Linked DNA regions of Mus musculus: region 2 is linked to region 1. The links are chromatin loops, found by intact Hi-C in ENCODE. Cell type or tissue: left cerebral cortex. All regions are shown on one strand. Each heading gives the region's core, and the rest is flanking DNA. Links, peaks and the distances in the headings are about the cores only.

Evidence for each region. Hi-C counts contacts between places; a loop is a spot of excess contacts. Peaks named below come from ENCODE experiments on the same cell type or tissue, not always from the same donor. Only the 100,000 strongest peaks of a DNase experiment are listed, where the experiment ranks them.
Region 2: a loop joins it to region 1, with 2.4 times the contacts of the local background. A loop is called at or near these places in 8 of 42 quality-filtered maps.

The regions. Positions count from the first base shown.
Region 1 is chr8:123,201,149-123,204,061 of GRCm38, reverse strand. It overlaps Dpep1 (dipeptidase 1), which reads right to left. Exons shown (of 11, transcript NM_007876.2): 11 at 2,250-2,913. Among named protein-coding and RNA genes, the nearest start is that of Chmp1a, 10 kb to the left of the region's middle. In left cerebral cortex, for the core only: a CTCF peak has its summit at 1,546 (motif pointing right); DNase peaks (open chromatin) are centred at 535 and 1,540.
Region 2 is chr8:123,133,912-123,136,824 of GRCm38, reverse strand. Cpne7 (copine VII) reads right to left here. Exons shown (of 15, transcript NM_170684.2): 15 at 1,640-2,385. The coding sequence ends at 2,248. Among named protein-coding and RNA genes, the nearest start is that of Mir7080, 5.3 kb to the right of the region's middle. In left cerebral cortex, for the core only: no CTCF peak of the experiment used is centred there; a DNase peak (open chromatin) is centred at 1,297.

The sequences.
Region 1 (2,913 bases), core at 187-2,686:
CCCCTACACAAAAATTAGTCTCAAAAAGTTAAAGAATGAGATGTCAATTGTAGCCCAAGATGGCCTTGAATTCAAGGTCCTCCCACTCTGGTCTCCCGAGCGGTTCAGCTTATATGTGGGTGCCACACATACCTCGTTTATTTACCATCCTCCATTGTTAAAACTACCTCTCCTCTGCTTTGCTTTGTGCCCAAAGTAGTTTCAGACTGACTTCCTGGGGTTTGGGGTAGGTTAGCTCAGTGGTAGAGCACTTGCCTAGCAAGTTCAAGGCCTCCAGGAAGTGGTCAGGGACAAACTTACTACATCCAGTTAACAGATTGTGTATGTGTGTGTGTATGTGTATGTGTGTGTGTTTATAGTGTTCAAGGAAGTGGTCAGGGACAAACTAACTACATCCAGTTAACAGATTGTGTGTATGTGTGTGTGTGTGTGTGTGTGTGTGTGTGTGTGGTGTGTGTGTGTTTATAGTGTTCAAGGTAGCCTGTGTAGTTCTGGTAGGTTCATTTGCATTGTGGGCGGCTCTCCCAACACACTTGATCTTTTGGGGGAGTGTGTGAAATAACCCAGCCTTCCAAGAAGGTCTGCCTCACTTAGAACCTTGCTTGGTTTGCCTCAGATGCCTTTCAGCGGCCTCCCATATGGTCCTCACAGCTCAGAGGGCTGCCTTACTCATCTGGATGAGACCAATAGAGAAAAATCCAGATCATGTCCCGTTCACCAAGATTAGAACCTGCATCCACGGGGTGTGCTCTAGCTTCTCCCCCAACTGTGTGAAACCTGCAGAATCCTTGACCTCAGGTGCCCTGTCCAGGCCTGGATGCTTTAGAAGGAAACGTCGGATGTGAAGACGGTTGGTGGATAGATCAAAGCCTGTTATTGACCCTGCTGACCTGAACTGGCACAGCCGGAGATAAAAGAACCAACTCTCAAATGGTGGCTTCTATGTGGTTGTACCTATGCTTACACACACACACATGTACGAACACACAGTTTTTGCTTGTTTCAAGACTGGGTCTCTCTCTACATAGCCCTAGCTATCTGACCTCAACTCACAGAGATCCACCTGCCTCCACCTCCCCAGTGCTGGAATTAAAGGTGTGTGCCACCAAGGCCAGCCCTGCCATTTTAAGATAAAAAGAAAGATGGTGACCCAAAGTAGGACAAAGGGATACGGGCAAGCGGCAGGCTTTTCAGAACCAGATGAGACGTGTCACCTCAGCGGGTGCTATCCTGTGATTTTACCACGTCGTCGGGCATCCAAGGTGATCCTTGGCTATGCAGCAAGTTGGGGGCCACCCTTAGTTACATGAAACCCTGACTCAACAACCATAAAAAGGATGACGTTAGGCAACTAGAAATCTTGAGACGGGGTCTTGCTGGCTCTGAATTCAAGGTTCTCCCAATCTGGCATCAAGACAAGGCCTTAGCTTGATCTCAGTCTCAGGTTCTCCCCTCAGCCCCTGACAGCTCGGGCCTGGGATTGTTTTAGGACTTCTGCCCCCTTATTTCCCAGTTGGCAAAATGGGGTGTAATACCCTGGAAGTCCACCAGAGGGAGCTTTCCCACTGCTTTGTCCAGACAATGAGCACAGAACCCTTTCCTAAGCATTTCCCCTTATAAATCGATACTAAATAGTCAGAGGGTGTTCCTCGAGACATTTACACCAGACTATAAAGGATGCTACTTAGTGAACTAGGTTGTGACAGACACGGATAGGACCAAGTCTTGTTCTGTGCTAATACCCACAGACCTGGAGGTACGCAGGCCCTTGTCCTTTCATTCCTTGGTGGCATGGGCAAATGAGTAGCCTGGGACTCTCAAAGCCAACCCGGGGCTGGCGTCGGTTGATAGCATGCTTGCCTAGCATGCACAACCCAGGTTTGATCCTCAGCACCATATAAACCAAGGGAGGTGGTCTGTGCCCGTCATGGCAGCACTTGGCGGTTAGGGCAGGAAGCTCATCCGTGGTGGCATAGTGAGTTGGAGGATCACCCGGGGTACATGAGAGCCTGTCTCAGACAATCAGAGCCAGGCAGGGGTGTCCCTGTGGTCAGCCCCATGGGCTATGGCTATCCTCTACCCACTTTTCAGATCTTCAGAAGGCAGATCTGAAAGGGATATATGGCCAGGGGGCTTCATACCCTGCGCCCTTTGTGGGGTACCTAGGGACAGGCTCTCGACAAAGGAGACCTTGCCCGTGTCCATGAGGAGCATCTCAGCAGCATGAACCACAAAGGGGTCATTGGCCATTCAGGTGAACGCTGTCCCTCATAAGTTTATTCACAAGACTCATCCTCAACCATGCTAGGTAACATAGGAGACCACCTCTGCCCTGTGATTCAGGAAAGACCCGCAGTTAGCTGTGTGATCATCCCCGGCACCCATTCTACCTGGATCCCACCCGCCAAGGCTGGACCAGATCGAGGTTACCCATTACCTATGTAATCTGAATTACAGAACCCAGAGAGATATGTGTGACTCTCATATGGTATGCGTCAGAATACATGTGCCCGTGTATGATATGTATAATGCATCTGAATATCTATATGTGCCTGTGTGCACATGAGTACATGTGTAAGGGGGGAGGAGGGGTTCATGTGCATGTGGTACATGCACAGTGAGGGGGGAAGGTAGCCACTTAAATGTGGACCATGATTTTTCAAACTAGCCAGTGCTTACGTGAGACCCTTTGCTAACTTCTGGGTCCCTTCTAGTCCTCCCCTCCAAGAACTCAGGTGCTCCCACATCCTGTTCACACAGGGCCGTTCTCAGCATCTGCTCTCCAGAGGCTCAGAAGAATCTCCCAGGGCTGAGATACAGCGTGCCCACTCAGCACTAAGGCTCATTGCGTTTATTGCATGCCTGTGTCTTGAGCTGTCCCCAGGTAAGCCTGCTGCTTATTCAGGAAAGGGT
Region 2 (2,913 bases), core at 163-2,662, 67 kb after region 1:
AATGACCTAGCTGTAGAAGTGACATTGGAACCCAAGTTCAAAAAGACAGAATGTAAGCCTACCTCTCAGTGGTACACTCGTAGCCCTGTTAAGTAGCCATACTTGTCTCTGGCAGACAAGGAACAAGGATCAGACCCCCTCAGATGGAGAGGCCGCCATCTCAGGCCAAAAGCTGTTAAAGGTCCACAGCTGTTAAACGCTGGTGCTGGCTAGGCAGATCACCCAATGCCTCCAGTTCTGCAGAGCCTGTGGAGAAAGGGCCGATCCCATAGCGTGAGTCAACCTCCAGGGTCCCAGTCAGTCCCAGTGGGTGGGCTTGTGGGGCCTGTGGCCACTCTAGGACCCCTAGTTCAGCCAACTTGGAAATTCTTCACCCAAGTCATTCCCGCGCTATCTGCTCGAGAGTGAGGCTCCAGCTGAGGTTGGGAGGCTCCCCAGCATCTGGGAACGCATTCCATCTGCCTCATTGGCTTTGTCTCACACAGGCTCCCCTCGATTCCAAGATCACATAGCACACACTTTTTTTTTTTTTTAAGATTTATTTTATTAATATATGTAAGTACACTATAGCTGTCTTCAGACACTCCAGAAGAGGGAGTCAGATCTTGTTGCGGATGGTTGTGAGCCACCATGTGGTTGCTGGGATTTGAACTCTGGACCTTCGGAAGAGCAGTCGGGTGCTCTTACCCACTGAGCCATCTCACCAGCCCAGCACACACTTTAAAGTAGCAAAGGGGGTGAACACAGGAACTCGGCCAATCGAGGATGTACTGGCCCTGCCCCCACCCAGCGCCTGACCCAGGCAAGTCCCTCCACTAATCCGAGCCATGATTTCCTTGTGAGGTGAGAGTCTAGGACACACTTCTGGACCAGGTTCCTCAAGCGCTGAGAGAAACTCACCCTCTCCTTGCTTTGTGATCTCTCACCCCTCCAGGCAGCAGCTATCCCAAGCCCTCCACACTGACTCTTCTAACGTGCATAAGCCTTTCCTCCATTCTCTTTCGTCTGCTGCTGCTGCTGCTGGGATCCCAGGTGCCTTGGCTTCACCAGAGAAGAACCCAGGCAAATCTAAAAACTGTCAGGCTCTTGCACTGTGGGACTGGGTCAGACGTGGCTGACACCCTGGGCCCCCAACCTCCTACCCTGCTGGTGTCTCCTTTCCGATATATCCATGGAAGGTACATTTCTCTGGTGTCCTCTCTGTCCCCAAAGAGACCAACATCCACCGGCCCTTCCGGAATCATAGCCAGGTTACCATGGTGATGCCTATTATCCGGGCTTAACAGGAGATGAATCAGTAGCTAAAAATAGCCCCAGAGTGGATAGATAGATTGATAGGTGGGTGGGTCTGATTCGGGGTTGGGACAATTTGTTTTTCTCAGACAAGATAATTGAGAGGAAATCTCAATTAAAAACCCGCCCCCACTCAGACAGGTGGAAGCTGCCCTCAGCCGACAGCTTGTGGCACTTGGTGAGTCCTGAGCGCAAGACAAATTGGTGCTCCTTTTTTCTCCCTGACACATCAGCTGAGGGGGCCACCTAAAGCCCAGGGCCACAATCCCGACTGGCGTGGGTGACCTGGTGAGCCTGATTCTAGGGACATTCACGCCGGATCCCCTGAAGCAAGAAAGGCACAGGCTGTGAGAATGAGGGATACTTTATTACACCCTAAGCTGTCTCCCAGGCCCCGCAGGCTCCAGGTGTGGGTACAGGTTGGAGAGGCACCAGACAGGACAGAGAAACCTATGGGGACAAAGTGCCCAGATATGGGTGTCCTCAAGGCTTGGGGTACTTCCTCTCTCCACACGATCAAATGGCAAGATTGTCCAGGTCGACCACCCCTTCACCACCCTTTCCATAGCTGAGCTGCCAGGATTATAACAGGAGCGATCCCACCCATCTCTCTGGGCCAAGCTGGGCTTGAGGGCTCTTCTGAAGTGGTGCTATGATTGACAGGAGAGTGACCTCAAGCAAGAGGGGAGAGCATCTTTGCAGCCCCATTTCTTTCAGAACACCCTGCTCCTTGCCTGTTGGGTGCAGGGAGGCCCAGAGCTGGGGGAGCTGCTAATTTCTGTCAAGCCACAAGGCCTAGATCTCTTCATGTTGGGGACCAGGCCACTGACGCAGGCCAGCAGAACACAGGAGCAGGGCTGGGAGGCCTGGGCTGGGTGATCAGTTTCTGAGGATTTCTGGGGGCACGGGAGATGCCATAGATGGACGGACGTACTGCTCCCTCCCCTGACATCCTCATGGCGCTGAGCTGGCAGCAGCCTCTCCAGTCTGGGCGCCAAGGCTTCGAGGAGGCAGCTCCTTGTGGCTGTAGTATTCAACCACCTGCTTTGGCACCTCGGCCAACACACACTTGGCCAGTGCTGCGGGGGATGCCTGGGTTCAGAGAGAACATGGTTACATCTGAGGGCCTTCTATGTCCTCATCTCCCTATCTGGGTCACAGTCCCAGGACTCAAATCTACTTAAGGAACATGTGACTTGGCAGTCAGTTGAGCTACTAAGGACACAGACTGGAAATGCAACCTCCGAGCCCCTAGACTGTCCTAGTGTTAGCTGATGGAAGTGCCTACAACTGTCCCCAGTATGTCTGTGCTGGGGACATCTCTCCCAGCACAGCAAGAAGAGACAGGAGGTGAAGTGGGGCCGCCAGGCACAGGTTCACCCTCATGCTCTCTCATGAAAACCTGCAATGCGTATGTGAGAGAGTCCGGGTGATATGTTTACTATAGAGTGGGCATGGGGAACTGTGTGCCAGGTCCACAGAACCCCCACTGCCTTCTCTGTGTCATAGATTTTAGGGTCAGAAGCTCACTGCTCAGGCAGCCGTCAGGGTGGAGGCTGACTAGGAGCCATCCCCAGGGCCTGCTCTTCAGGTGAGGGATCATATCCTGAGCAAGGAAAC